Linked DNA regions of Homo sapiens: region 2 is linked to region 1. A link is an interaction called in ENCODE POLR2A ChIA-PET data of the cell type or tissue named here. Cell type or tissue: HCT116. All regions are shown on one strand. Each heading gives the region's core, and the rest is flanking DNA. Links, peaks and the distances in the headings are about the cores only. Region 1 overlaps THAP7-AS1 (THAP7 antisense RNA 1). Region 2 holds the start of CDC45 (cell division cycle 45).

The links. Peaks named below come from ENCODE experiments on the same cell type or tissue, not always from the same donor. Only the 100,000 strongest peaks of a DNase experiment are listed, where the experiment ranks them.
Region 2: POLR2A ChIA-PET joins it to region 1 with 7 read pairs; 1 of 35 experiments calls an interaction of 5 or more read pairs at or near these places.

Annotation. Positions count from the first base shown.
Region 1 is chr22:21,003,034-21,018,542 of GRCh38, reverse strand. THAP7-AS1 (THAP7 antisense RNA 1) reads right to left here. Exons shown (of 2, transcript NR_027051.1): 2 at 8,169-9,876. It overlaps P2RX6 (purinergic receptor P2X 6), which reads right to left and starts at 3,378. Exons shown (of 12, transcript NM_005446.5): 1 at 3,205-3,378; 2 at 2,451-2,601; 3 at 483-554. The coding sequence starts at 3,368. It also overlaps the pseudogene TUBA3FP. RefSeq lists enhancers at 4,349-4,498, 7,396-8,211 and silencers at 8,954-9,099, 15,430-15,509. In HCT116, for the core only: no CTCF peak of the experiment used is centred there; no DNase peak of the experiment used is centred there; H3K4me3 peaks cover 575 bases; H3K27ac peaks cover 972 bases.
Region 2 is chr22:19,476,303-19,492,119 of GRCh38, reverse strand. CDC45 (cell division cycle 45) reads right to left here and starts at 12,200. Exons shown (of 19, transcript NM_003504.5): 1 at 12,101-12,200; 2 at 11,903-11,962; 3 at 11,075-11,167; 4 at 9,293-9,430; 5 at 8,115-8,258. The coding sequence starts at 12,151. It overlaps UFD1 (ubiquitin recognition factor in ER associated degradation 1), which reads left to right and starts at 12,927. Exons shown (of 12, transcript NM_005659.7): 1 at 12,927-13,037. The coding sequence starts at 13,035. RefSeq lists silencers at 12,251-12,300, 13,091-13,160 and an enhancer at 12,391-12,690. In HCT116, for the core only: no CTCF peak of the experiment used is centred there; no DNase peak of the experiment used is centred there; H3K4me3 peaks cover 577 bases.

The DNA of each region.
Region 1 (15,509 bases), core at 11,430-15,429:
AAAGCTGCCTCAGGACATATTAATAGAGGCTGGGCACAGACAAGGGGAGGTGATATTCCAGCTTGGCTCTTGCTATTAGAACCTCCCTGAGCATGTGCGCAGCTCTGGGTGTCACACTACCAACCTGGAGAGTACCCAGAGGCAGGACCAGGATGGGAGGGCCTGGACACCTCATGGGAACTGCTGCTGCCCAGAGCTCGGGGTCCTGTCACCCACAGGCCTGGAGGCCTTAAGAAAGTGACTCAACCTCACTGAGCCTCAGTCTTCTCCTCTGAAATGGGGATCACAGGACTTCCTACCAGGCAGGGGATATGTGAAGACTGAACATAATGATTCAGGAAAAGATGTAGCCCAGTGCCTGGGGGACACCGAGCACAGGCTGAGCCTTCAGCCACCTGGGAAGGGGAAAGGGAAACACGGGTGGCCCCCTGGGGCTGATGGAGGAACAAGGGACCCGCTGGGAGGATCCTGGGTAAACTCACCTCTGGGCATCTGCCCTGAACTTGGGCTGGCGTCACAAGGAAGTTGGTCACCAAGAAGAACACGTTCTCTCCCTAGGAGGCAAGTCTCAAGGTTGGCCTGGCTGGGCTCGTGTTGACTGGAAAGGCCGGAAGCCGGCAGCCTGGTTTATGAGGGAAGGGATGTTGGCCCCATCAAGTCATTAACCCTGTCCCCCTGTAAGGCAGACTGAAGCAGAGATGGGAGGCTGGCAGTGGTTCTGGCCATTTTTGAGACCAGGAAGCCTTGTGCCCATGTCCATCTCTTGAGACAAGTCTCTTGTCTCAACCAAAATTTGTGTGTGTGTGTGCATGTGTATGTGTGTATTTAGAGACAGGATTACACTTCGTCACCCAGGCTGGAGTGTAGTGTTGTGATCAGTGCTCACTGCAACCTCTAACTCCTGGACTCAAGAGGTCCTCCTGCCTCAGCCTCCCAAGTAGCTGGGACTACAGGCTCCAGCTACCATGCCTGGCTCCAACCAGAATATTCCAACAGCCTGCTGCTTCTAGTACTGAAGATCCAAGGGAGAGCTGGGCCCAGCACCTGCTCAGGATGGAGACGAGGTGAGTCTCCCATCTCACACACAGCAGCACTGGCATGGCAGGGGCCAAGGGAGAAGAGGGAAAGCTGTGTCTGTGGTCAACGGGTGGCCGAGGACATTGGAAAGAAAGGCTGACCCTCCAGTGCTGCTCGTGAGAGCACTGTGAATTTGGGGAATGTATGCCCAGGAAGGGAAGGTGAGGGCTGGCCAGATGGTGCTGGGAGTGGCAGCCATTAGGATTGGGAGGAAAGTGTGGACACCGTCATGGGCAGGGTTGGGGGAATTCCTGAGGGTAGAAGCAGGCGCTGCAGGCTCTCATGATGCCTGGTGTGAAAGTTCAGCTTGGCTGCTGCGTGGTGTGCACCGAGCAGTAAGGGAGGAGGCGAGAGGGGCATCTAGGGACCCTCTAGGAGGCCATAGTCTCATGCATGGCATGGCATGGGTAGTGGTGAAAAATCTTGGAAGGGACAGGAAGGGGTCCAGGGTGAGTCACGGGTCTGGCTGAGGCACTAGTGGATGTCACAGCCACCATGACTAGTGGGCGTCACAGAGGCCATGCCAGGAGAGGAAAATAATTGATCTTTGGACATGTGGGTGTGCACCTAGAAGACAGCTGTGCTCTGGGCAGGTGATCACTGGGAATACACCCTGGGCATCAGAGGAGCAGAAGTGGCAGTTGAGGCTGGGGATGAGCTGGGTGGAGGGAGGAGGAAAACGCAGCCGAGAAGAGGGGAGGAGCAGCACCTGACCGTAGTGCCCCAGGTCAGGGAGCAGGGCTACAGGGAAGTTCCATGCCCCAGCACCTCACACCACTCTCAAGCTCAAGCCATTAGTCCTGGACACTCCCTTCTTTTCTGTTGGCAGTCTTTGGAAATGCAGTTTCTCTGGCCTGGCTTTTTTTTTTTTTTTTTTGAGACAGAGTCTCGCTTTGCCACCCAGGCTGGAGTGCAGTGGTGCAATCTCGGCTCACTGCAAGCTCCACCTCCCGGGTTCATGCCATTCTCCTGCCCCAGCCTCCCGAGTAGCTGCGACTACAGGCGCCCACCACCATGCCCGGCTAATTTTTTGTATTTTTAATAGAGATGGGGTTTCACCGTGTTAGCCAGGATACTCTCAATCTCGTGATCCACCTGCCTTGGCCTCCCAAAGTGCTGGGATTACAGGCGTGAGCCAGCACGTCCAACCCTGGCCTGGCTTCTTGAGTGGCCCCTTTTTCCACCCCAAAACCTCCTACACATCCCTGAAAGTCCTGTCCAGGTGCCACTCCTCTGTGAAGCCCTTCCTGAGAACCCGCAGCCGTCTCTGGCATCACATGCTTCTCTCTCGCACACACTGGCTGCATGGCGGGTGTTCAGGCTGTCAGTGGGGAAAGGACTTGCGCCCCCGTCAGCAACATCAGGGCCCCCACCTGAGGTGGCTTCACGAAGTCGGCCACATCCCACAGCCGGTTTCCAAGCTCCTTGATCTGAGTGACGGAAACCCCTTTGAGTTTGGTGATGATGGAAAACTGGGGTTCCAGGTCCCGCTCCTGGTAGCCTTTTTTGGCGAGGAGAGCCCACCTGGGGAGGAGAAGTCGGGCAGTGTGGTGTGTCCCCAGCGTGTAGTGACAGGGGCGGAGCTGAGCCCTACATGCTCAGTTCTCCCCCCACACCCTACAGGCTCCCGGCCCAACATCGAAGGCCCCACCTCCTCTCTGGCCCCACTTCCCACTCCAGACCCCCTGAATGAGACAGAAGCTCCAGCCATGCATCAGAGAGCCAATGCCCTCAGACAATCACCTTCACTAGCCAGCACCCACCCCCAGCCTGACTAGATCCAGCTTCCCCCTTACAGACTCTCCTGACCCGAGATACAGCTGGTGGTCTCTCTGGGGGCCTAGTGCTCCAGCTCTCACAGATGTTAAGGACTATGTCATGTGCCCCCTGGGTGGGGCCTGGGTGGGGGCCTGGGAAGGAGGCAAGTGGACACACAGGACAAACACACAGCTTGTTCTTGCTCTCCTGTCTTGTATCGCCTAGCTCTCCCCAACCCCGTCCCAATCTGCCCCCTTCCACTCCAGCCCCTAAACAGCCCAACCCTCAACTTCAACCCAGCAGGACCAAGCCCCACCCCCCACCTCTTCCCTTGCCCCTCCAGCCTGGCCAAAAGCTCTTCTCTCTTACCCTACCACATAGACCACGATCCCAAACTGCAGCAGCCTCTGCAGGGCGCCCACCCGCCAGTTCCTGGTCATCACATACTTCTCCGTCTTATAATCCAGAAGCCCCCAGCCTGTCGTAGCCCCTGGGGAGCCCATGCTGCCAGCTCCTGCTAGCTGCGGGCACATGAGTCAGCATGGCAGCTGCAGCCGCAGCTGAACAGGAGGCAAAGCAGGGCCCGAGCCAGGCCAGGCCAGTTGCTGTTAAAGGGACACTTCCACTAAAGCAGGATCCAGATCCAGCCTCCAACACCCAGCCCTCAACCCCTAATCCCAGCTGCCCTGCACCTCCCACCCTCCCTACATTCCCTTTGCTGGGCCCTGGCACACAGAGAACAGCAGCAGCTCTGTCCCTGCCCTCTGGCCTCACTTCCTGGGGTGGGAGTGGAGGTGGTGGGAGGGTGGAGACGGACAGCTGTTATCAGTGCTGTGAGAGGAGGGCCTGAGGGCAGCAGCAGCAGGGCGGGGAGGGTGTTGAGGAAAGCTTCCGGAAGAAGTGACCTCTAAGCTGACCCTTGCAGATTTCTGAAGTTCGACAAGCAGACAAAGATGGGGATGGAGGTTCCTGGTGCAGGGAGCAGCGTATGCAAAGACCAGAGCATGCAAGATAACTAAGAGGCACAGAGTGAGAGGGTGACCTGGCTCTGCGAAGTTCCCCAGGCCCTCCTGAAAAGCTGCCCCCGCCACCTTCCCCAGTGCAGTGAGGACAACACAAGTCCTGGAGTCAGGCGTGTTTCCCAGTCCACGAAAGGGGGGCGATGCTGGAACCCCCTAGGAAGGCAGGGAGGATGCCCACAAGGCGCCCAGCCCAGTGCATAGCCCGTGGCGCGTGCAGTTTATCCTCTCAGGCGAGGAGCCTCAGCGCAGGAGAGCCACGGTTTCTACGGCAACCTACAGCACTGGGTTGCCGGGGCGACCGCCGCGGGGGAGCGCGTCGCTAATTGCCGTGGCAGACGCCAGTCGATGGACGCCACACTCGATTGGTCAGCGCAGCCGCAGACTCCGCCCACATCCCCGGGTCGCGCTCTAAGTGAGGCGCCAAGCGGTCTCCGCCTCAGGGTCTGAGGCTGCGAAAGGGGCGTAACGATGAGCGGTTCCTGCCAGAGGTCTGGGGAGGATAAAAAGCAGGAGGAAGAGGCGACGGCGGCCTGTGGACGTCTTGCAGGGGTCCCCGAAGCCAAGCAGGGTCCCAAGGCCGATTCAGACTCCGACCTAGAGACGGAAGGTGCTCGGGGCAGGGGCCAGGCCCGTCTCCTCCCCTTGGGGGCTTCTCCCGCAGGGGTTGTGGGAGGTGGGCTGGCGCCGCCGAGGAGGCAGGAGACCTCTGTCCAGCAGGGCACGTAGCCCTCTGCGGGGCGTCTCCAGCCCCCTGCCCTCTCCTCGGCGCTCCTGGCGGCATCAGGAACTTTACCATGAGAAGGCGCTTCTAGAAGGAGGTTAAAATGGAAAATCCCGCCAGACAGTGCACCAAAGGCTGTCCCGCCCTGAAATGCAATCAGAGCTGGGTTTTCCCAATCCACAGGTAAAACTAATATAATGGATGTATAGAATTTAGAACTACTTCCGGTTTTTTCCCTGGGGAAAATATTCACAAAACATTTGTGGTCTGCAATCAGGTTAAAAGACATAGTGTGCCATTTGTCATCAGACAGGTAGAGGCCTGACTCTGGCAGGATTAGCTACCACTAGCTGTGAGACTTTATGTATTCATTTATTAGAGCCAGGGTCTTGCTCTGTCACCCAGCTTTCAGTGCAGTGGCAGGATCATAGCTCACTGCATCCTTGAACTCTGCACTCTGGTGAGCCTCCTGCCTCAGCCTCCTGAGTCGCTGAGACTACAGGGGGCTACCACATCTGGCTAATTTAAATAATTTTTTATCTCGCTATGTTGCCCAGGTTGTCCAGCTTTCTTTTGACAGCTGTATGACTTTAAGGAAAAGATTTGCGTTGCCTTAGCCTCGATGTTCTTATCTGTCATATGCGGGCAGTGGTCCTAAGGAGCATAGGAAGCAGTGCTTCTAGAGGCAAAAAATAGGCCAGGTAGTGATGCAGGGCAGGGGAGGAGGCAGGTGGCTATAGCCATGCAGGGGTTCACATTCATCCCCCTGTCTCCTACCAGGCACCCATGGACTTGGAGAACTGGTCGGGGACACCCTGTACCTGAGGTCTTGCTGGATCCATAGCATTGTGCCCATCTTCTGCTTTCTGTGCCAAGGGAGTGCCCCAGAGCTGAACCTGCTGCACGGTGGCCTGGGGCCCCAGGTACCACTGGAAGGACACTGGGTCCAGGCTTACAGGGAGAGGCCCCGGGAGACAACAGCCATGGGAGTGCCCCTGAGTCTGTCCCCTGTACTCCCCAGCTTCTGCCTGTGCCAGGCATGCCCTACCCTCGACATCTGAGAGACAGATGGGATTGATGCTATGACAGATGGCATGAAGGGTTGGGGAGCCTTCAGGCTTCTAACCCGCTGGGGGCTCTGGGAGAGGTGGGGGTGGGGGACACCTAGGTGGGGCCTAAAAGGAGAAGCATGTGTCCCTTAAGCAGGTGGAAAGGGGGGTACTTTCCAGGTGGGGGACGTGGAGCGGGCTGAGCCCTGGAGCATGAGCCAGGATAGTGGCCAGTGTGTTTGCTCTGTCTGTCCCAGGGCGCCGGTCTCTGGCTTCCTCATTGAGCTCCAATCCATATGTCAAGTGGCTGAACTTTTGGGACAGTGGGCTCTATGGGGCAGGTACAGAGGCCCTGGCAGGTGCCCTGAGCAAAAGCAGCAGCATCTGCGGTAGGTGCTGGGTCTGGGGCAGGTGGGCAGGCGTGAGTCCTCCCTTTCCTCAGGGATGTGCCTCCACCCCTGAAAGCTGGGCCATGTCACCTGGGTCCTGCTGGTGTTGCTGGTGGATAGAGGAGGGGCCTCATCACAGGAGGGGGTATGTGGGGTGGAGTTAGACCCTCTGCTGTGCAGCTGATGCTGGATACAAGTCCCTTCCTCATCCACCCTACCCCACCACTCTCCTTCCTTGTTGGCTGGCACCCATTCTCCTGCCCTGCCCTGCACATGGGAGACTCCCCAGTGCCTGAATGCAGAGTGGAAAGTCCTGCAACACAGAGAGTTGGGGGCGGGGAAGTTCAAGAAAGGGGTGGGCAAGGTGGGAGTTCATTGAAGCTGAATCCAAATGCTGTCTCTGCCACTGAGAAAACGGGGTGACCTATGAAAGCAGCTCAGTTTCCAATCTGTGAAATGGCCCCCACAAGACCTCATAGGCTTGGGGCTGTGGTGAGCATGAAGTGAAATGCACTCCTGAAGTGATCAGCAGAGTGTGTGACCCATGTAAGTGCTCCATGCACAGTCACCTGGGCTATTATTGCCAATCCTGGCAATGGGGCAGTGAGGGCTTCTGAAGTGGGTGGTGATATCACTGCCAGACATAATCATTGATGGGGTGGCTGCCCCCCACCACAGCAGTCTCTACAGTACCAGGAGGTAGGCAGTTTTAACCGCTTGACACAGAAGCTGGTGGGCACACAGGGAGGGGGAGGTCAGGGGCAGAGGGGACCCAGCCATTGGGAGCCAGAGCCACCATGCAACCCCAGGACAGTTAACCTGTAAGTCCTTTTCCTCTGCCTCAGACCTGGAGGTTTGGGGGATGGCAGAAGAGGGGGGAGGGGGGTGGTACCTGGCTTTGCATCCCACTGGCTGAGGAGTGGCTCCGTCCCCCAGATGTGGACCTGTTGGAGAACCAGCTGGGAGTGGCAGGAGCCCAGGCCCTCTGTGCCGCCCTCACAGTGAACCAGGCCATGCGGAAGATGCAGCTGTCAGGGAATGGCCTGGAGGAGCAGGCGGCCCAGCACCTTGCCGAACTCCTGCTGGCCCACACAGACCTGAAGTCCCTGGACCTGAGCTACAACCAGCTGAATGACCAAGCAGGTAATGCCTGCGCAGGGCACCATGGCCATGAAAGCTCAGCTTCCTGGGGCAGGGATGGGTGGGGGTTGGCAGGACCGCGCTGCACATCGCCAGGGAGCATGTGCTCTGGTTCCTGCTCCCCACACCCCACCTTGCCCCACTCCTCTTCCACTCCAGCCACACGGAACTCTTCATTCCTTCCACAAATATCTCATTGCGCGCTGCTGTATGTGCTGGGCACTGACTTAGCCACCAGGGATCCACCTTGAACAAAACCAAGTTCCTGACCTCAAGGGACAATGTTAACAATATCATTCTGAGTAATTATTGGCACTGCAAAAGAAACAAATAGTTTATGCTTCTAGAGAAGAATGGGGACCCCCTGCTTTAAAGAGGTGGCTGGGGAGGCCTCTGTGAGGTGACATTTAAGCTGAAATGTGCAGGGTGGGAAGGAGTCAGCCATGGCAAGATCAGAGGGAGAGCATTTCAAGCAGAGGAACAGTGAGCATGCGGGCCTGTTTCCCAGACTGGCAGACAGCAGTGTGCCTAGGCTAGGGAGCCAGGGAAGCGTGGCCAGGCTGTGGGGTGGAGAGGGCAGAGGGCTGCAGGGCTGTAGGCCGTGGCAAAAAGGGTATAGATTTTGTTCCAGGTGAGGTAGAAGACATGGTTGGGATTCCTTGGTCTCATCACTCTCATGCCCCTGAGTGTTTGCTTTGCCAGGAATTTGCACTTCTACCTGCCTCTCCTCAAATGGTCCAATAATAGTAACAATCACCTGTGACCCTGGGTGAGGCATGCAGATGTTGACCCTGGACCTGCTGAACCAAACTCTTAGGGGAATGCCAGTGAATCTGCATTTTAATGGATGCCCCAGGAGAGCTCTTTTCTGCAGCATTTCAGAAGCTCTCATCTGGCTCAAGCAGCTTAGAGGGAGTGGGGTGGCACCAGACTTGGCCTTTGAGAATTGGCCCTGGAGTGTAACTGCCAGAGAAGCAGTTTGTCTTCTAAAAAAATTACTACTGGGAGTCAGTGAAATTAAAAGACAGGCTTATTTCAGACTTTGACAAACTGAACATAGGTGTCTCTTTGGACCCGCACAGTAAAAGGGCAAGTGCCAGAGAGGCAGCCGGGATGGAGGGCCTGGAAGCTAAGGTGCTATGAAGGTTTCACAAACAGACACATGTACATGAGGGAGGTGGGTGGGGACTGGAAATCGACAGGCCCAGCAAGGCCATTTTTTTCCTCCAAGAGATCTGTGGGAGGGCCCAACTCCCTTGAGAGGTGAAGGAGCTTGGATCTGTGCGTCCCCACTTGATCCATGGCAATGGTAGCACCTACCGCATAGGATGGCTGCAAGGGTCACACAGAACAAGTATTGGCAGTTGCAGGGGTGTGTGGAAGAAAGAATCTTCCTGCCCTTGAGCTGTTCAGCAAAAACAGGGCCTCCCCACAAAGTGGGGGATTACTGTCTGACCCTGCCAGCCCTAGAAGTGTCTGAGTAAAGAGGAAAGCACATGTATTTGAGTACCTGTATTATCAAATCCAGTGCTGGGCGCTGAGTCTAGTTCTCAGGTAGAGAGGGGGCAATGCCCTGAGTCCTTGCTTCTGTGCAGGGAGCTCTCCATGGTGCTAAACAAGAGTGTCTGTAGCCACGGGTGCCAGTCCAGCAGGCTGGCTGAGCGCTCTGGTTAGTCCATCCGTTTTTCTTCTGTGTATTTCTTCAAACCAGCCTTCCTAGACCTCTGCAACGTCTTACTGTGAAGTGTGCGTGGTGATTTGTGCATAGATCTGTATTGTCTGCTTTTCTCTGCTTCAAAGTGTGATGCGTGTTCATTATGGATGGTCTGAATCCGTATCAACTCTCAGAGGCAAAGAGAAGTGGCCCCGGCTTGGTGGAGGTTGGTGGTGTGGCTCCCACGGGCATTGGCTTACGTTGTCTGGTTTCTCTCAGGCAGATCTGTGCATGGGACTGCAGGGCTTCCTCATCTTCCACAGCTTTGGGGGCGGCACTGGCTCTGGGTTCGTGTCTCTGCTCATGAAGCGGCTCTCGGTGGACTACGGGAAGAAGTCCAAGCTGGAGTTTGCCATTTGCCCAGCCCCCCAGGTCTCCATGGCCATGACGGAGCCCTACAACTCCATCCTGACCACCTACACGACCCTGGAACATTCTGACTGTGCCTTCATAGTCGACAGCAAAGCCACCTATGACATGTCAGCACAACCTGGACATCGAGTGTCCCATGTACACCAACCTCAGTCGTCTGGGCAGATCGTGTCCTCCATCACGGCCTCCCTGTGATTCGATGGGGCCCTGAATGTGTACTTGACAGAATTCCAAACCAACTTGGTGCCATACCCCCACATCCACCTCCCCCTGGCCACCTACGCCCTGGTCATCTCAGCCAAGAAGGCCTACCATGAGCAGCTGTCCGTGGCCAAGATCGCCAGTGCCCGCTTCGAGCCAGCCAATCAGATGGTCAAGTGTGACCCTCACCATGGCAAGTACATGGCCTGCTGCATGTTGTACAGAGGGGATGTGGTCCTGAAAGATGTCAGTGCGGCTGTCGCCACCATCAAGAGCAAGCACACCAACCAGTTTGTGGACTGGTGTCCGATTGGATTTAAGGTAGGACTGGGTGATGTGGAGTCCTTGTGCCATCAGGAAGCAGGAGACCTGCAGAATAATGCTGCCCCTGAAGGCCCGCATCCTTTATGGAGACAACCCCTTTTCACGTCAGCTAGGTTGCAAGGATAATAATTTTAGTAATTTATTTCCTACCGCCTTATACTTTACCAAATACTTTATGTTCCCTCATACCTTAACCACTACCCTTTAAAGTTCATGGGGCAATATTACCAGTATCTTACACTTTAGAAAACAGAGGCTGAGGCTGGGCACGGTGGCTCATGCCTGTAATCCCAGCACTTTGGGAGGCCAAGGCAGGCAGATCACGAGGTCAGGAGATTGAGACCATCCTGGCTAACACGGTGAAACCCCGGCTCTACTAAAAAATACAAAAAATTAGCCGGGTGTGGTGGCAGACACCTGTGGTCCCAGCTATTCGGGAGGCTGAGGCAGGAGGATGGCGTGAACCCGGGAGGCAGAGCTTGCAGTGAGTCGAGATTGCACCACTGCACTCCAGCCTGGGCAACAGAGCGAGACTACATCTCAAAAAAAAAAAAAAGAAAGAAAAAGAAAAAAGAAAAGAAAACAAAGGCTGAGATAGCTTTAGGTGTCTGGAGCCTCACAGGCAGCAAGTGATGCAGAGAGAAATCAGAGATTATCTGACTGCAGGTCCTGGTCTGTCCTCCACATTACTCCACTGCTCACTTTAGTAATTTGTCAGGTTCTATGTTATCATTTTTTGTGTTATAAATAGTGGTTTTTACACTTTACATCATCTTGGTCACCTGTTGTCACTGAATTTTGGGCAACACTAATATTTCTGTAAAGATTTTTAAATATATTGTGCAGTGTTTACTGTGAAGACCAAAGGCAGGTCTTTGCCCTTTCTCCAAACCAAGCAGAGACCTCTGCCTCACACACAATCAGACTGATGATTTGGTGCTCCTTTAGCTATGCTTACAGTCAGTTGTCTACCAAAAGAAAAGTACCATGTATTTGGAAGCCAAATAACAGAATGTCAGGCTCGAAGATCTGTTGTGATGACTAGGCTAAATGCCTCACCACACCTGTGTTGGTCAACTTTGTGCCCTATGGTTAGTTAAGAGCCCCTGTCTACAGTGGTTTCCCACATTAGGCAAAGCTATAGATCCCACATTTATAAGTCTCAATGAGTTCTGAAGGTGTTTGAGGAGTTGCAAGTTCCAGGATCATTCCAGATTGAAATGATATGAGAAAGTCACAGGTATGTGTCTTCTTTTTCCCATGTGGAATGGCCATAACTTGCCTCTGAACGCACACAACTTCTTGAATCTGTCTGGCCCTCTCTCAGCCACTTTACAACACCTTGACACAGATCATCTCTCTTTTTCATCTCACGTTGATGCAAACCATCTTTAAGTTGACAGATTTAAAGTGATTCATAGAACAGGGTAAAATCGGCCAGGCTCAGTGACACATGCCTGTAATCCCAGCACTTTGAGAAGCCCAGGTGAGAAGATTGCTTGAACCCAGGAGTTCAAGACCAGCCTGGGCAACATAGTGCGACCCTGTCTCTACAAAAGATATAAAAATTATCCAGGTATGGTTGTGCATGCCTGCAGTCATAGCTAATGGGGAGGTGGAGGTGGGAGGATCGCTTGAGACAGGGAGGCAGAGATTGCAGTGAGCCAAGATCACCACTGTACTCCAACCTGGGCAACAGAGCGTGACTGTCTCAAAAAAAAAAAAAAAAAAAAAAAAGAGGAAAAAGAAGGGTAAAATCTACAACAGTTACACCAACCTGGAATGTTCATTACATGTTACATAGGAGGATTACAGACCTTAGATGTAAGATGTTACAGGTAGGAGGTGAAACCCTCCATTCTGTGTCTAATTATTAAGCCTCTCAACTTGAGTAGAGGAATTTTTCTTTCAATTAGTGTTACATTTGGAAGGTGAAGACATCCTTAGCTGGCAGGCACTGTGGGAGATGCTATGCTGTGCAGAGGTTTCCTATTGTAACTAAGTATTGTGAGACAGTAGGGAGGCTAGTCTGTGGGGAGATAAAGTCACAGCCTCTCCTCCCCCCAGAAGATAGTCCAGCCTTAGATGGACCTTGTTGAATTAATTCTCTTTGCTCTTAAGTTCCTTTTTGTCAGTCTTAGTGTGATTTACCATACATTCTTGTTTGTTTGTTTGTTTTGAGACGGAGTTTCACTCTTGTCACTCAGGCTGGAGTGCAGTGATGTGATCTCGGCTCACTGCAGCCTCTGCCTCCCCGGTTCAAGCAATTCTCCTGACTCAGCCTCCTGAGTAGCTGGGATTACAGGCGCCCGCCACCATGCCTGGCTATTTTTTTTTTTTTTTTTTGAGACAGAGTCTTGCTCTGTCGCCCAGGCTGGAGTGCAGTGGCACAATCTCAGCTCACTGCAAGCTCCGCCTCCGGGGTTCATGCCATTCTCCTGCTTCAGCCTCCCGAGTAGCTGGGACTACAGGTGCCCGCCATCGCGCCTGGCTAACGTTTTTTTTTTTTTTTTTTTTATTTTTTAGTAGAGCCGGGGTTTCACCGTGTTAGCCAGGATGGTCTTGATCTCCTGACCTAGTGATCCGCCCGCCTCGGCCTCCCAAAGTGCTGGGATTACAGGCATGAGCCACCACGCCTGACCAATTTTTTGTATTTTTAGTAGAGATGAGGTTTCACCGTGTTGGGCAGGCTGGTCTTGAACTCCTGACCTCAGTTGATCCATCCGCCTTGGCCTCCCAAAATGCTGGGATTACAGGTGTGAGCCACCGCACCCAGCCAACCATACATTCTTTAACAACCATTTGCTTTTTTTTTGTTTGTTTGTTTGAGATGGAGTCTCGCCCTGTCACCCAGGCTGGAGTACAATGGAACACACTGCAACCTCCGCCTCCCAGGTTCAAGCAATTCTCCTGTCTCAGCCTCTCAAGCAGCTGGAATTACAGGCATGCGCCACCAAGCCTGGCTAATTTTTGTATTTTTGGTAGACACAGGGTTTCACCATGTTGGCTAAGCTGGTCTCGAGCTCCTGAACTCAAGTGATCCAACCGCCTTGGCCTCCCGAAGTGCTGGAATCACAGGCGTGAGTCACTGCACCCAGCTTCGGATATGCTATTTTCGAAGAGTCTTTTCCATGCTTAAAAACATTTGGGGGCTGGACCGAGTGGCTCATGCCTGTAATCCCAACACTTTGGGAGGCTGAGGTCGGTGGATCACCTGAGCTTAGGAGTTCGAGACCAGCCTAGGCAACATGGTGAAACCTCATCTCTACCAAAAATACAAAAAATTAGCCGGGCATGATGCCACGCACTTATAGCTACTTGGAAGGCTGAGGTGGGAGGATCACTTGAGCCTAGGAGGTGGAGGTTGCAGTGAGCCAAGATTGCACCACTGCACTCCAGGCTGGGTGACCAAGTGAGACCCTCTCTCACCAAAAAAAAAAAAAAAAGCTTGAGTCCAGGAGTTCAGGATCCATTGGGGGAACATGGTGAAACCCCATCTCTACACAAAATACAAAAAATTAGCCGGGTGTGATGGCACACACCTATAGTTCCAGTTACTTGGGAGGCTGAGGTAGGAGGATCACCTGAGACTGGGAGGCAGATGTTGCAGTGAGCCATGACTGCGCCACTGCACTCCAGCCTGGGTGACAGAACAAGACCCTTAGAAAAAAAAATACGAACATTTGGGTTTTTTATTATAAAAGTACTTATGTTGGCCAGGCACAGTGTCTCACACCTGTAATCCATTGGGTGGATGGCTTGAGCCCAGGACTTTGAGACCAGCCTGGGCAACGTGGCAAAACCTGTCTCTACAAAAAATAAAAAATTAGCTGGGCATGGTGGCACATTTCCTGTAGTGCTAGCTACTCAGGAGGCTGAGACAGGAGGACTGCTTAAGCCCGGGAGGTTGAGGCTGCAGTGAGCCAAGATGGCACCATTGTACTTCACTCTAACCTGGGCGACAGAGCAAAACCCATCTCAAAAAAAAAAAAAAAAAAAAAGCTGGGTGCGGTCAGTGGCTCACGCCTATAATCCCAGCATTCTGGGAGGCCAAGGTAGGCGGATCACCGGAGGTCAGGAGTTCAAGACCAGCCTGGCCAACATGGTGAAACCCTATCTCTACTAAAAATACAAAAATTAGTCAGGCATGGTGGCGGTTGCCTGTAATTCCAGCTACTCTGGAGGCTGAGGCAGGAGAATTGCTTGAACCCAGGAGGTGGAGGTTGCAGTGAGCCGAGATTGTGCCACTGCACTCCAGCCTGAATGACAGAGCAAGACTCCATCTCAAAAAAAAAAAAAAAAAAAAAAAAAAAAAAAAAAAAAAAAAAAAAACTTGATATGGGCCGGGCGCGGTGGCTCACACCTGTAATCCCAATACTTTGGGAGGCTGATGCAGGCGGATCACTTAAAGTGGGAAAATCGCTTGAACCCAGGAGGCAGAGGTTGCAGTGAGCCAAGATCACACCACTGCACTCAAGGCTGGGTGACAGAGTGAGACCCTGTCTCAAAAACAAAACAAAACCTGATATGTGGCAAAATACTGAAAGAATGCAGAAGACTGAAAAGCTGAAGTCCTCTTCTTCCCCAGAGCTGCTTCTGTCCTTTGAAAAACATTCTGTACATATTCAAGGCATATTAATCTCTTGTTATACAGGTGATGTTGACAGTGGCCAGCAGATATGTATGTCCCTTTCCTGTAGGTGACAGACCCAATTGCTGCACACAGGTGGTCACAGTAAACAGAAAGCTGGCAGCACTCCCACTTGGAAGGGCTGATAGGCTTGGCCTTAGAGTTGTGGGAGGACACTCCCTGATCAGGGTACGAACCCTTCTCTCTGCCCCTTCCAACTCCTGTGGAGTGTGTCTGTATCTAGTTGGTGCTAACTGCTACGTGCTTGGCAGGGCAAGGCAGGGTCACCACCTCAGCAGGCGTTTGTCCTCCTCCGGCATGATGCTACCCTAGCTGCCCAAGGTTCTAGCCTGTGTATGTTATTACATGGATTTTTTTACACATAAATACATAGACTTCAACTCACTTTTCTTTTTACAAAGTATACAATATACCTTGGATGTATTTATATCCCAAGACAGGGTTCTCATTCTTTTTCATGTGTTTTACTGTATGGGTAATATGGGTAATAATTTTTTTTTTTTTCTGAGACAGAGTCTCGCTCTGTAGCCCAGGCTGGAGTGCAGTGGCGAAATCTCAGCTCACTGAAATCTCCGTCTTCCGGGCTCCATCTTACATGCCCATAATCCCAGCTACTCAGGACGCTGAGGTAGGAGAATTGCTTGAACCTGGGAGACAAAGGTTGCAGTGAGCCGAGATTGCACCACTGCACTCCAGCCTGGGCAACAGAGCTAGACCCTGTCTCAACAACAACAACAAAGAAGGAGGAGAAGGAGGAAGAAGGAGAAGAAAAGAAAAAAAAAAGTCGTCAAAGGATATTAATTGTCGATAGATAACAGATAATGCCAAAAAATATAGAAGCAATTCTTAAAACACAGTGTTGGAACTGGTCCACAGCTCTGATTTTTAATGAGCTCCCATTTCTGAGGCCAATATAAACTTCATTCTATGCTGCCCATCTCTGACAGGTGGGCATTAACTACCAGCCCCCCACGGTGGTCCCTGTGGGAGACCTGGCCAAAGTGCAGCGGGCGGTGTGCATGCTGAGCAACACCACGGCCATCACGGAGGCCTGGGCCTGCCTGGACCATAAGTTCGGCCAAGTGCGCCTT
Region 2 (15,817 bases), core at 7,435-11,434, 1.5 Mb after region 1:
GACATAAACCTGCTGGCTGGGTGTGGTGGTTCACACCTATAATCCCAACACTTTGGGAGGCCGAGGCGGGCAGATTGCTTGAGGCCAGGAGTTTGAGACCAGCCTGGCCAACATGGAAAAACCTCATCTCTACTAAAAATACAAAAAAAGTAGCCAGGCATGGTGGCACATGTCTATAATCCCAACTACTCAGGAGGCTGAGGCAGAATTGCTTGAACCCAGGAGGCAGAGGTTGCAGGTCCTCCAGCCTGGGAGACAGAGTGAGACTCTGCCTCAAAAAAAAAAAAGACATAAACCTGCAGATTCAAGAAGCTGGGTAACGGGAGGTGGAGGTTACAGTGAGCTGAGATCGTGCCACTGCATTCCAGCCTGGGTGACAGGGCAAGACTCTGTCTCAAAAAAATAAGAGAAACAAATAGGATAGACACAAATCCACACCAAGACACATCCTAACATCCTAATTAAACTTCTGAACACTCAAACAAAACCAAAATATCTCAAAAACAGCCAAAGAAAAATAAGACTTTCATGATAGGGATAAAGCCTGAATGACAGAGGATTTCTCATGAGAAATCACGGCAGCCAGAGTAAGTGGCACAGTATTTTCCAAATGCTGAAAGAAAATAAGTATTAACCCAGAATTCTACATCCAGTAAAAGTACCTTTTAGGAATAAAAAAAAAAAAATCAAGAAATTCTCAAAGATGGAAAACTAAGGGAATTTATCTCCAGTAGCTCTCCCCCAAAGGAACGGTTAAAGGAGACTCTTAAATAGAAAGGAAATGGAAAAGAAACCTTAGAATACTGGAAAGGAAGAAAAAAATACAGTAAGCAAAAATGAGGTAAATACAATAGGCTTTCCTTACTTATCCTCTTGAGTTTGTAATTATGCTTAATTACTGAAGCAAAAATTATAACACTGTATATGTGGAGGAAATATTTAAGAAAATTATATTATAAATGGGGCAGAGTAAAAGACATTAAGAGAAGACAAGGCCAGGCACAGTGGCTCATGCTTGTAATTCCAGCACTTTGGGAGGCTGAGGCAGGTGGATCACTTGAGGTCAGGAGTTTGAGACGAACCTGGCCAACAGAGTGAAAACCATCTCTACTAAAAATACAAAAATTAGCCGGGCATGGTGGCACACACCTGGGGTCCCAGCTACTCGGGAGGCTGAGGCAGGAGTACTGCTTGAACCCGAGAGGTAGAGGTTGTAGTAAGCTGAGATTGTGCCACTGCACACCAGCCTAGGTGACAGAGTGAGACTCCACCTCAAAAAAAAAAAAAAAAGAAGATAAGGTTTCTACATGTGACTCAACTGGTAAAATGATGATACCAGTAGACTGTGATAAGTTATGGATATGTAATGTAATAACCTGAAACAACCACTAAAAAATCTATACAAGGAGATAGACTCACAAACACTAGAGGAAAGAAAAAGAAAGAAAACAGGCTGGACGCAGTGGCTGTAATCCCAGCACTTTGGGAGGCTGAGGTGGGCGGATCACCTGAGGTCAGGAGTTTGAGGCCAGCCTGCCCAACAAGGTGAAACCCCATCTCTACTAAAAATACAAAAAATTAGCTGGGCGTGGTGGCACGTGCCTGTAGTCCCAGCTACTCAGGAGGCTGAGGCAGGAGAATTGCTTGAACCTGGGAGGCAGAGGTTGCAGTGAGCCAAGATCGCGCCACTGCATTCCAGCCTGGGCAACAGAGCGAAACTCCATCTCAAAAAAATAAAAATACAAATAACAAAGAACAAGAAAAAAATAGAATAAAAAAAACAGAGACCAGGAAACAGAAAATAAAATGTCAGACTTAAGCCCTAACATGTCAGTAACTAAAATAAATGTAAGTAAGCTAAGTTTATCAATTAAGAGATAGAGAATGGCTTTAAAAAACATGATTTAAAAATATGAGCCAACTGTATGCTGTTTTAAAAAATTCACTACAAATGTAACAATATAGGCAGAATGAAACTAAAGAATGTGAAAAGATATATCGTGCAAACATTAATCAAAGGAGAGCAGGAGTGGCAATATTAATATCAGATAAATCACACTTCAGAGCAAAGCAAATTACCAGAGACAGAGTGGGACACTAAGTGAATAAAAGGGTCAATCCACCAAAAGGACACCACAATCCTAAATGTGTGCGCACAAGAGAGCTATAAATACGTGAAGTAAAAAGTGATAGAACTGGAAGGAGAAACAAACAAATCTATAATCAGAGTTGGGGTCTTCAATGTCCCTTTCTGAAGAGTTGAAAGTATTACTAGCCAGAAAAGCAGCAAGCAAACAGAACTCAACACCACCACCAACTCTCAGTATGTAAGTGACATTTCTAAAAAACTCTACCCAACAACAGCAGACTATGCATTTTTTTGACTGACTGCAAATGATACTGTATTTTAAATTTTGGTGTCCACGTATTTATGGCTAGCACGCAGAAATAATAAATATTGTTTGTTTTTATGCAGGTATAAATCTAACAAAAACAGAAAATTTATACACTGAAAACTGCACAATGCTGATGGACGAGAAAGGAATGAGCCATTGATACAAGCAAACATGGATGAATCTCCAAGAATTATGCAGAGCGAAAAAAAGCCAATCCCAAAAGGCTACATACTGTATAATTCCATTTCCATTTCCATAATATTGTTGAAATGAAATTACAGAAATGGAGCTCTCTAGTGGTTACCAGGCAGCAGACAAGTGGGTGTGGCTATAAAAGGGCAACAGAGGGATCCTTACAGTGCTGGAAATGTTCTGTATCTTTTTTTTTTTTTTTAAAGCAATACCCATGGGTTATTTTGGCAGTTTCTGAATGCATAAATGGAATAGACATATTCAGTTTCTGGCAGAACTTTCACAGTGATTTCTAACCTTTAGAGTGCCAACTGAAAAATCACATGATTTATAAATTTAGAAAGGAGACTTTCTTTTCTTTAGAGATAGTCTCAGTTGCCCAGGCTGGAATGCAGTTGTGTGCTCACAGCTCACTGCAGCCTCGACTTACTGGGCTCAGGTGATTCTCCCACCTCAGCCTCCCAAGTAGCTGGGACCATAGGTGTGCACCACCACACCTGGCTAATTTTTGTAGTTTTTGTAGAGACAGGGTTTTGCCATGTTGCCCAGGCTGGTCTCCAACTCCTGGGCTCAAGTGATCCGCCTGCCTTAGCCTCCCATCCTGACCGTGATATTATACTACAGGATTTTACCATTGGGGGAAGCTGGGCAAAGTATATAAGTGATCTCTCTATATTACTTCTTACAACTACATGTGAATCTGTAATTATCTCAAAAGAAAAACTTTAATTAAAAAAAAGCCATGGTCCTGGTGAGGAAACTTTTTGCGGGTAATGGAATTGTTCTCTATCATGGTGGGATGGTGGTTGCATCTTTATACATTTGTTAAATCTCATTGAATTGTACCACCTAGTGAATTGTGTAGACATTATGCCTCAATAAAGTAACAAAATTCCCACAGCCTGAGATTTCTTTGACCCTGCCACAATGCATGGTGGGGTCCTGTCCCCTCCCTTGTGGCTACTGGATGCTGAGGTACTCCAAGGCTGGTCGGGAGAGCCATGCAGTGGCTGCCCGGGTGACTGGAATATTCATGCTGGAAGCCTGAGCAGTCATGTTGTAAGGAAGTCACATTCAATGGAGAGACCCTGCAGGTGCTTGGCTCAGTAGTCCTGGTTTGGAGCCCTCCCAGCAGATGTCTGAGCCATGCTTCCAGTTCTTAGCCATTGAGTCCCCACCTGAGGGCCCAGATATCACAGATCAAAAAGATGTCATCCTCACTGGGCTCTGCCCAAATTCCTAACCTACAGAATCCATGAGCATAAGGAAAAGGTTGTTTTAAGCTGCTAGGTTCTGGAGTAATTTGTTAAACATCAGTAGGAACCAAAACAATTAAGTCTAGTTATTCTCCTTATTTTACAATGGCACACAGAGGTTAAGTCACTTGCCTACAGTCACAAAGCTGTTATAGCAGATACAAAATTTGAAACCCGTGACCTGAGCCACGATATTATAGCACCTGTAGATTAAGTATAATTATGGTTATTTTTATAGCGGACTCTCATCTTTGCTGGGGTCCAGCTCTAACATCCAACCTTTAAAAGACAAGTAAAAATGATTCTCGACCCCATGTCTCCTCTTTTCTTTACAGCAGAACTCTTTTTTTTTTTTTTTTTTTTTTGAGACGGAGTCTTGCTCTGTTGCCCAGGCTGGAGTGCAGTGGTGGATCTCAGCTCACTGCAGGCTCTGCTTCCTGGATTCACACCATCCTCCTGCCTCAGCCTTCTGAGTAGCTGGGACTACAGGCTCCTGCCACCATGCCCGGGAAATTTTTTGTATTTTTAGTAGAGATGGGGTTTCACCGTGTTAGCAGGATGGTCTCAATCTCCTGACCTCGTGATCCACCCACCTCGGCCTCCCAAAGTGCTGGGATTACAGGCGTGAGCCACCACGCCCGGCCTATAGCAGAACTCCTTAAAACAATTATTTATAACCTATTGTCTCTAAACCTCTTTGAATGTGCACCCTTATTAATAAAAATATTTCATTCTTTTCTTTTTAAGAGATGAGGTCCTGCTCTGTTGCCCAGGCTGGAGTGCAGTGATGTGATCATGGATCACTGCAGCCTCAACCAACCTCCTGGTCTCAAGGCATCCTCCCACTCTAGCCTCCCAAGTAGCCGGGCCTATGTGACCATGCTACCATGCCTGGCTAATTTTTATTTTATTTTTCTGTAGAGACAGTGTCTTGCTATGTTGTCCAGTCTGGTATAAATATTTCTTTTTTTTTTTTTTTTTTTGAGACAAGAGTATTGCTCTGTCGCCCAGGCTGGAGTGCAGTGGCGTGATCTTGGCCCACTACAACCTCCGCCTCCCAGGTTCAAGCAATTCTCCTGCCTCAGCCTCTCGAGTAGCTGGGATTACCGGCATCTGCCATTGCTCCTGGCTAATTTTTGTATTTAGTAGAGACAGGGTTTCTCCATGTTGGTCAGGCTGGTCTCAAACTCCTGACCTCAGGTGATTCACCCGCCTTGGCCTCCCAAAGTGTTGGGATTACAGGCTTGAGCCACCACACCAGGCTGGTAAAAATATTTCTAAGAATATACCTCTAAAAAGCAGCCGGGCACGGTGGCTCACGCCTGTAATCCCAGCACTTTGGGAGGCCAAGGTGGGAGGATCATGAGGTCAGGAGATCGAGACCATCCTGGCTAACACGGTGAAACCCCGTCTCTACTAAAAATATAAAAAATTAGCTGGGCGTGGTGGCAGGCACCTGTAGTCCCAGCTACTTGGGAGTCTGAGGCAGGAGAATGGCATGAACCCAGGAGCTTGCAGTGAGCCGAGATCGTACCACTGCACTCCAGCCTGGGCGACAGAGCGAGACTCCGTCTCAAAAAAATATATATATACCTCTAATATACACATACTTAGTTATAAATCATGCACAGGTTTTAATTATATAAAAAGTATTCTTCTCAAGAATGCTTAATGTTATTAAAATCAACGCTCTAGACCTAATTTACAGATCATAGAAAATGCAGGGATAGAGAAGCAAGTTAAAGTACTCCATGAAGAAACAAGTAGTAGTAAATATTAGAAAAGAGAACTGGCCTTCAATGTCATTAAAAACAAAAGAAAAAAAAGAGGTAAGGTATGGTTCTAGGTTAAGACAGTAAAGAGGAATAGCTAAATGTCTTAATCTTGATTGGAGAATAGTTCAGAAATAAAAATAGCTGCAAAATATATTTTGAGGACAATTAAAGAGACCTGAATATGGGCTGAATATTACATGATATTAGGATATTATTAATTTCTTATGTATGACAATGGCATTGTGTTTATGGGGAAGAATGTCCTTATTCTTAGGAGCTGCTTATGAAAGAATGTGTAGAATATCATGGTTTCTGGCTGGCTGTGGCAGTGCATGCCTGTAATCCTAGCTACTTGGGAGGCTGAGGCAGGCGAATCGCTTGAACCCAGAAGACAGAGGTTGAAGGGAGCCGAGATCGTGCCACTGCACCCCAGCCTCAGTGACAGAGTGAGACTCCATCTCAAGAAAAAACAAAATAAAAAATAAAAAAGAATATCAGTTTCTGCAATCTATTCTCAAATAATACAGAAAAAAGAATACACAGAAAGAAAGCAAATGTGGCAAATGTGAAAAACTGTTTTTGTTTTTTTTGAGACAGGTTCTCTTCATGTTGCCCAGGCTGTTCTCAAATTCCTGGGCTTCATCAATCCTCCTGCCTTGGCCTCCCAAGTAGCTGAGACCACCTACAGTCATGATCCACTGTTGACTCTAGATTGAAGGTACATGGATATTCACTGTACTATCCTTTCAACCACTGTATACATTTCAAAAAATTTCAAAATAAAAAGTTGGTGGGAAATTATGCCTATTATAATCCATGAATATTATGTTAAACATTTACAAACACAAATTCCAAATTGATGTGTTAAGTATGTAAAAGGAAACGCTGATTATTTTCCTGTATCTCATCAAGACAACCTACCTTCTCTTTATTGCCAAACCCACTGGTCTGTTCTCATTTGCCTGTTCCTTTGGCACTGCTGGCCAAGCCTTCCTTGAAACTTTCCTTCCCACCTCAGAGCTGCAGTGTCTATGGATGCTCTGCCCAGGAATCCTCTTGGCTCCATCCCCTGCTAACTCATGTTTGATACCTGAAAGCTTTCCCTAATTGTGCTCATTTACATGATCAGTATCTGTCTCCCCCAATGGAAAGCTTTGCAAAGGCAGGACTTTGCTCTCATACCCGCACCCCAGGGCCTAACTGGTACCTGGCACATAGTAAGTGCTTAAAAAATATTTGTTTATTAGTCAGAGTGGAAAATTCCAAGACTTATCTGTAGAACATGAATGTTTCCCGGGAAATCCCATTGGATACTGACATTTGGGAACCAATGAAATGCAGCTCATCGATAGTTAAAAGAATGCTATATAAAAAAAAATTCAGAGAACAAAAAGGACCCCTCACAAACCAAAGATTAGAAGATAAAGACCAAGCTGAGTGTAGTGGCATGTGCTTAGTCTCAGCTACTTGGGAGGCTGAAGTGGGAAGATCGAGTGAGCCCGAAGTTTGAGGCCAGCCTGGGAAACAGAGAGAGACCCCGTCTGGGGAAAAAACAAAAAAAAAACAAAAAACAAAAAGTCTTCCAAAAAATAGAACAAAGAGCTGGGCAAGAGGTAAGAAAATATAACAGTGGGTCCAAGAGGTTCCCTATGAGACACCCAAACCTAGTGAAAGGGGTGACAAAGGTGAGAAAGAAGAGAGAAGCATGCCTCAGTTTGAAGGGCATTGCCCCTTCCCCAAATGAAGAATGTCTTGAACATCTCAAATATGGCTCAAAAAGGCTTCCCAAAAGCACATTACCGGGAAATGTCAGGCTGAGGATGAAGGGAAGACCCTAGAACATTACGGGGGCAAATTCTAGGTCACACACCAAGATCAGGAGCCAGAGGCCATCTTCAAAAGCATCACGTGGCCCTCCGTGCTATGGGAACAACCACCTTCTGCCTGTCATTTTACATCTTGCAGAAGCCGTAGTGTTGGGTAGGCCACTGGGCCCAGCCCCAGATCACTAAGCAGCTCAGACCCAAGGTCCACATGGTGAAAACCACTGGTATCTTCACATACAAGATACCTCCCCTGCAGTAATTGTCTGGGACTGGGCCTGGCCAAGGGATGCAGACCCACATTGCTCCTCTGCAGTGACTGCATAGTAAGTGATGCTAGAAGACAGTAGAAAAGGAAGGGGTGGGGGTTACACTATTTATTGCTTCTCTACATTATTTTTTTGCTATCTAGCCGCAGAGCTGAGCTGTCCTAAATTTCATTTCTTCTGACAGGATCCTATTGGACAGATAAGCCACTATTTAGGGAAGTCCAGTAACCTGCCTGAGGCCACATAACCAGGGGACAGCAGAGCCCAGGGTCAGCATCCATGCCTGCTAACTTTTCCACTTCCCACTGCCCTCAGTACACCTTGGCCTGGCAGGCTTCAGGATGACCTCCGACCTCTGGGAGTGCAAGTTCCTCTGGGATAGCTGTGAGAGACCCAAACTCACCTCTTCTAACCGTGTGCGCTTCTCAGAAGGCTCTGACCCATCACTGTCATTTCCTGAATGCTCTTCATCCTCCTCTTCATCCCTGAAGATGTCTTCATAGGCGGGAACTTCAAGGTCATCATCTTGTTTAATGAGTAATTTGATCTAAGTTCAAAACAAAAAGGAATTAAGCCTCTCCTCTTTCTACGGAAAACTATACAATATGTTCTTCTGCAGAATCTTATCATTTCCTAATAAGCTGACTCAGTTTCCTGTTCATACAAATAGCTACCTATTTAACAAGAGTTCCAGGCTTCTAAGGAATTTTCTTGTTTTCATTACCAGTGAGGCACCAGAGTTACACCATACGTGGTATGCAGAAATTATGAAAATCTGAAAACAGTTCTTTGAGAACCATCTAGTCTACTTAAGTCTGGAAACACAGCATCCTCTTACGTCATACACCAATAAAATGAACGCCCCACAACTTGGCCTCTGTCTGATATAGGACATGAAGATGTGTAACCCCTAAGTGGTGACTAAAACTCCTGTCTGAAAGCAACTCCAGGCTGATTTTTCTTTTCTTTTTTTTTTGGAGACGGAGTCTCGCTCTGTCGCCCAAGCTGGAGTGCAGTGGCACGATCTCGGCTCACTGCAAGCTCTGCCTCCTGGGTTCATGCCATTCTCCTGCCTCAGCCTCCTGAGTAGCTGGGACTACAAGCGTCCAACACTATGCCTGGCTAATTTTTTGTATTTTTAGTAGAGACGGGGTTTCACCATGTTAGCCAGGATGGTCTCAATCTTCTGACCTCGTAATCCGCCTGCCTCGGCCTCCCAAAGTGCTGGGATTACAGGCGTGAGCCACCGCGCCCAGCCAAGACTCCATTTCAACAAAAATAAAAACAAATATTTGCTGGGCGTGGTGGCATGTGCCTGTAGTCCCACCTACTAAGGAGGCTGAGGCAGGAAGGGTCAGTTGAACCCAGGAGTTTGAGGCTGCAGTGAGCCATGATTGTGCCAGTGTACTCCAGACTCTCCTTAAAAAAAAAAAAAAAAGATGACAAAGACCAAGTTCTTGTGTTCAGGCTGTTCCCAGTCCCACAGGGTAGTCAGACACACACCTTACCAAGAACACCAGGTGAGACATTGTACATGGCATAAAAAGTACAGACAGTTTGAGGGCATAGCACAAAAAGTACCTGGGTATCGTTGTATACATTGACGACATTGACTGGCCTATGGGTGTCACACACAAAGAATATAGTGTCTTCATCAGGTTGAAGAATATCCAATAGGTCTACATTAGCTCCACAGTTTATGAGAATAAAATAATGAAACTGAAAAAAAGGAAGATATTGTAAAGTAGCTATATCGAGGAGGCCCCTTTTCCTTCATCACTAAGCCTCTGAGTTGTTCTGCTTAAACTCACTCAGTCCCTGACATGTGGCGAGGCCCACGTGGCAAGGGACTCCAAAAAATGGCCAGGCTGGCATGCTAAGTGCTTTAGCATGGTGACACAGCAGGGTGGGCCCTGGGGCTCCCAGTTTTCCCCAGGAGCACGCTGAGACTCAGCAAGCCCAAGTCTCGTGGACAGGCTCAAGAAACTAATGAGGAGCAGACCAAGACTTCGAGCACGTGATTGGGTCTCTCCAGACCTCACAGTACTATGCTGCGTGCCTCTCCAGGCTAATGGCATCGTACAGGTTTAAGTTTTTAGCAAATACTTTATGGGTACTTAAATATTAAGTCCTTTATCACACTCTATCACTATAGCACTTTCTTTCCTTATAAATACCAAGCTGGTGCGGGTCCTTGACATAATAACAGGAACATCAGGAGAGGATTTGTCTCTGCCAAAACAATCCTAGATATGGCTAGGGACTCCAGGGACCCTCTTCCATGTCCCATCCCCTCTCTGTGGGGTGTACAATGTCCCATCTCTCATTTGGCCCCATGCAGAGGTGGGAGGAATCCTGGCATCTATTGTTTAAATTTATTCCTGGATTTTAAGTTGGAAACCAGGATGCATTTTCTCAGAGAAATAACATAAAATAGTAGTGTATTCTAAAATAATTTTAACTAATTCCAGCACTTTGGGAGGCTGAGGCAGGCGGATCACTTGAGGTCAGGAGTTCGAGACCAGCCTGGCCAATGTGGCGAAACCCCGTCTCTACTAGAAATACAAAAATTAGCCAGGCGTGGTGGTGGGCACTTGTAATCCCAGCTAGTTAGGAGGCTGAGGCAGGAGAATCGCTTGAACCCAGAAGGCGGAGGTTGCAGTGAGCCAAGATTGCACCATGACACTCCAGCCTGAGTGACAAAGCGAGGTTCCGTCTCAAAAATAAATAAATAAAGGCTGGGCGTGGTGGCTCATACCTGTAATCCCAGCACTTTCGGAGGTGGGCAGATCACAAAGTCAGGAGATCAAGACCATCCTGACTAACATGGTGAAACTCCGTCTCTACTAAAAATACAAAAACATTAGCCAGGTGTGGTGGCGGGTGCCTGTAGTCCCAGCTACTCAGGAGGCTGAGGCAGAAGAATGGCATGAACCCAGGAGACACAGCTTGCAGTGAGCCGAGATCGTGCCACTGCACTCCAGCCTGGGCGACACAGCGAGACTCCGTTTCAAAAAAAATAAAAAATAAAAAAATAAACCAAAATAAAATAAAATAATTTTAACTAGACCATATTAAAAACTGCTAGATTCCAAGCACCTTACAATCAAATTTCTGCAAAACAAGTTAAAACAAGTTCAAAGTTGGGGCTATCCACATTCATTATCTTTTTTTGCTGTCAATTTTGCTTCTACAACTTGGGCGTGGTAAGTCACCAGTAAATACAGCATGTTTTTCTCTTCCATATTGCCTAATGTAGCTGATACTTAAATACACGCTTAATCTATCGTGGAAATAGAATGCTGTGTCAAGAAATTACAATTGAGTAAAAAGCCACGTTATTCTAAAACGCATCTTCAATACCTGTTCTTTATGCTCAAGAAATGCAGTTTCAAGTTCTTGCCACCCAGAAACTGGAACCAGCGTATATTGCACGTGGTCACACTGGAACAAGGCCTGGAGAGAGAGTGTTTTCAAAGCCTATCTTATTTAGGACATTAGCAATTTACCTTGAAAAGAAACTGAGGAAGATTAGACGGGTTGAGAGACAAAAGACACGGGATAACATTAAAGCTAGTGAAATGCTTACGGGAAAAGCTAGGTGCTAGGGATATGAGCGTTTACCATACCATTCTGTGAATTTTGCAAATTACCAAAGTAAAACATCGGGGAGAAATGCCGATTTAACTTCCAGGCCTTCTGAAAAGTTCCTGATCCAAGGGCCTGACCAAAACAACGTAAATACTATGCCCTATTCAAAACCAAACTAACGATCTTCCCTAATAGACTAGGGGCTCCCATATTCCCAGCAACACCTGTGACACGACTATACCCACAGTTGTCACAGATTCCTCTCTCTCAAATCCCCCATTTGAGAGGCCACGACAGATCCAAAGTTTCCCCCAAATGCAACTGCTGTGTTCACCTATTAATATTAATAGCTTATTGCAAAAATACAAACTAGTCTCTTTACCTTTTACTTAATCCTTTATCCCACCCCACACCGTTGGGACAGGGAGGCAACCTCTCCTCCGAGTCTCTCTCCTCTCACTTGCTGTTCACCTCCTGCCCTGCTCCCTCTCCCACCCTAAGCCCTCAGCACCCATCCTGACACTCTGCCCGCCCTGCGCCCCCACGCAGCACCCTCACCTCGCGCGCCGGCCCCGCCCTCCTAGGGTCCGCAGAACTCACCTGAAGGATCTTGCACGCACACAGAGCATCCACGTCCGAGGCCACGAAGAGAAGGACCCTCTATCGGGGAAGAGCAGACCGGCTGAACACGGCGACCCGAACCCCGGCCCTCCCCTGCCTCCCGGTCACCCACGGTCGCTCCCCCTCATCCCTTCCCCACCGGCAAGGCCTCGGCGGGGGTCCCGGACTGGGCGTCACCTGGCTCTGGACCACCTCGTAGAACTCTTTGCGGAAATCGGACACGAACATAGCCACGGCGGCCGGACGCCTGGCGCTCGCGCTGAGGTACCAAGAGCCCGGCGGCGGTCAAGACTCCCGCCAAATCACGGCTCCTCCGATTGGTCCAGGGATCACCAACCAATAGCTTCTTAGTTCCCAGCCTTCCTTTCTTTCTGATTGGGCCACATTGGAGGCGGCCATTAGCGCTCTGCCATTCACGGCCAGAAAACTCCAGCCCGCCCCCAAAGAAGCGTCACCTCTGAGGCCGAACGCAAACACTGTTGCCCCCTTCAACTCTGACTCGCTTTTACCCAGAAAAGCGACGCTGGGCGGACATCTTTACTTTGGGAAGAGAAGCCTACTGCCTCCCACTGGGAACCCTCAGGGAAAGTATACTTCTAACCATACATTAAACTCAGTCACATACCCAATGGGGCAGCATTTACGTTTGCAATAGGTTTTTGGTGTGGTTTGAAGAAGGATTTGTAGCTTAGTTCCGCCCGAGTCCTCGATGGCTGAAGCAGAGGCAGTCTGGGTAGTGCATTGTGGGTAGTGTAGTCGTAAGGACAATGGGCCCTACTAAATTCGTCTGGAGGGGAATACTGTCAACACGTAATTTAAAATAACGTTTAAAAATACCTATAAAAGGGGAAATAAATCACGAAAGGGCATTTTAATGCTTCTACTGAGGGTGTTTTAGAGCCTAGCGTCTTCGCCTGGCCTTTTCTCTTTTGCAGCCGACGCTTTGTCCCGGGCACCCCCCCTCCGGGTCTCGGGTCCGGCACTTCCGGTGAGCCTCTGGGGCGTACCGGCTTGGCGCGGCGGCAGCGGCAGCGGCGGCTGGGAGAGCGGTCGGCGGGGTTTCTTCGTTGCATTGCCTGAGAGGAGCGGAGTCTGCCAGGTGGTGTCCATCATGGTAAGCGCTGACGGGCAGCGGGCGGGGGCTGGGCCTTGGCCCGGGGCCTGAGGTAGGGCCCGGCGGGGCAGGGCGGGGCGGGACGGCGGCGGAGGTGCCGAGTCACCCGGGCCTGAGTCCGGCCTGCAGGCTCATCGGCCGCACCGGGCACAAGCAGGACCCTTGACCACTAACCGCCTGTGGTCGCGTCCGCCGGTCCTGAACGTGGCTCGCATTCTGTCTCAGCCGGACTTGCCCTCCTTGACGAAAGAAAGGAAGGTTTGTGTCCATTCACGGGTTTCCCAAGTGCTGGACGCGCAACAGGTTTCCATAAACCCAAAGTTAGTTGCAAGGTTGCTGGGGATGGGAACAGAATCAGGGCGCTCCCCAGGGAGAATCCGTAGTGGGCATCCCCCGCTCTTGGGGGACACCCAGCTCTTGCCCCAGCTCCGTGAGCTCCGTGCCTACGGGTTCGTGCCTTCGAATCTGTACAGCGGTGTTGTGTTCGGTAATGATAACGATGGAAGCTAATACCTGCTGGTACATTTCCTGTTACACAGCTTTTAACACCTGTACTCCCTCATCGCGGCTTATTTCTTTTAATCCCTACAATCCCTTTGGAAGCAAGGATGATGATGATTTTAAACATGAGAAAACTAACGTTTACAGAGGTACTTTATTCGAGTCACAGAAGTAGGGACTGGAGAGTTGAAGCCAAGTCTGTCTGGCTGCAAAGCACTCTACGGTATTGTCTTCCTGTCACCTGTTTATTTTAGTAAAGACAAGGAATGATTGTTAGATTTTATCCCAAGTGTGTCACTGTCAAACCCTGGCTTATTTCTATTCTTGAGTTCATCCACTCAAGAATACCTGATATGTTCCAGGCAGTGTGCTAGGTCTCGGGATTGAAAAGGAAAGTGAGAGATGGGATCGGGAGCAGCAAAGAAGGGGCAGAAGGTCGGGTTCATGGGTAAACTGCAGGCAGGTTGTTAAGTATGTTGCCCCTTTGTGCGGATTTACCTTTTATATTCAAAGAGAAGAAATGGCTTACATAGGTTGGCTAGTGAGAAGCACTCAAGGGAAGCAAGCCCCTACCCTGTTCTGGCCTTGTTCACCCAGAAACGCTATTTCCTGTGTTATGGTTCTGGCCAAGATTTAGCTGAACAGTTATGCTGCTTAAAAGAAGAAAGACAAAAGATTGGAAATTACTGTGTTAGAGTGCCAGGGAGTAAAGAACCATCCCAGATTTTAGGCGGGAACATGCTATGTTTGCATTTTGGGAGATGGCTAATTCAGCTTGCTAATTTTGGAGTTGCTAGTAAACTGCTTTGTCAGTAGGTGGCATTCCTTCTACTAAATATATATTTGGAATCAAGTCAAGAAATTTTCTCTAATACAGATTTTTTTTTAGTTGTGGTTAAAAAAACCAAATTTTTATCATCTTAACCGTTTTTCAGTCTATAGTTCAATAGTGTTGAGTACATTCACGAGCAACAGATTTTCAGAACTTTTTCATCTTGCAAAAGTGAAACTCTACTCACATTAAACAATAGCTCTCCATTTTCTGCTCCTCACAGCCCCTGTCAATCTCTGTTCCACTTTGTCTCCATGAATTTGCCTACTCTAGGTACTTCCTAGAAGCGGACTCATAAAATATAAGTCCTTTTATGACTGACTTACTTCACTTGGCATGATATCCTCAAGGTTCATCCATGTGACAGGATTTCTTTCCTTTTAAAAGCTGAATAATATTTCATTGTATGTATATACCATACCACAATTTGTTTATTCATTCATCTGTCATTGGACACTTGAGTTGCTTCCACCTTTTAGCTATTATGAATAATTGTGCTATGAATACGGGGTGTACAAAAATCTCTTCTTGATTCTGCCTCCAGTTCTTTTGAATATATATCCTCCTGTGAGATTTTAGGTGGTTTCAGTTACCCGAGGTCAACCATGGTCCAAAAATATTAAAATAGAAACCACATTCACATAACTTTTATTACAGTATATTGTTGTAATTGTTTTATTATTAATTGTTAATCTCTTACTGTGCCTAATTTATAAATTAAACTTTTTTTTTTTTTTTTTTTTGAGATGGAGTCTTGCTCTGTTGCCCAGGCTGGAGTGCAGTGGCACGATCTCGGCTCACTGCAACTTCCACCTCCTGGGTTCAAGCGATTCTTCTGCCTCAGCCTCCTGAGTAGCTGGGATTACAGGCGTGTACCACCACGCCCGGCTAATTTTTGTATTTTTAGTAGAGAGAGGGTTTCACTATGTTGGCCAGGCTGGTCTCAAACTCCTGACCTCAGGTAATCCACCTGCCTCTGCCTCCCAAAGTGCTGGGATTATAGGCGTGAGCCACCGCACCCAGCCTATAAATTAAACTTTATTGTAGATATGTATAAGAAAATTGTAGATATGTATAAGAAAAAACATAGTATGTATAGATTTCAGTATTATCTGTGGTTTCAGGCGTCCACTGGGGATGTTGGAATGTATCCCCTGTGGATATGGGGGTGGGGGGTGGGAGGAATACTGTACTTTGAGAAAACCTTCAAATTGATACATGTTTGCTAAGCCTCATCTTAGTCTACAGTTTAAGATCTAGGATCTTATCTTTTTAATGGCATCATGTTTTAGCTTTGCTTGTTGCTGTAAGAAAGCATCATAACATAGTGTAACGTGTACCTACTTTGTGCTGTGAGAGCACGCTGGAGAGGCACTAGACCTGACCCTCAGCAGAGCAAGAGAGGCTTCCTGGGGAAAGGAAAGGATGGTAATTGGAACCCAGGGGA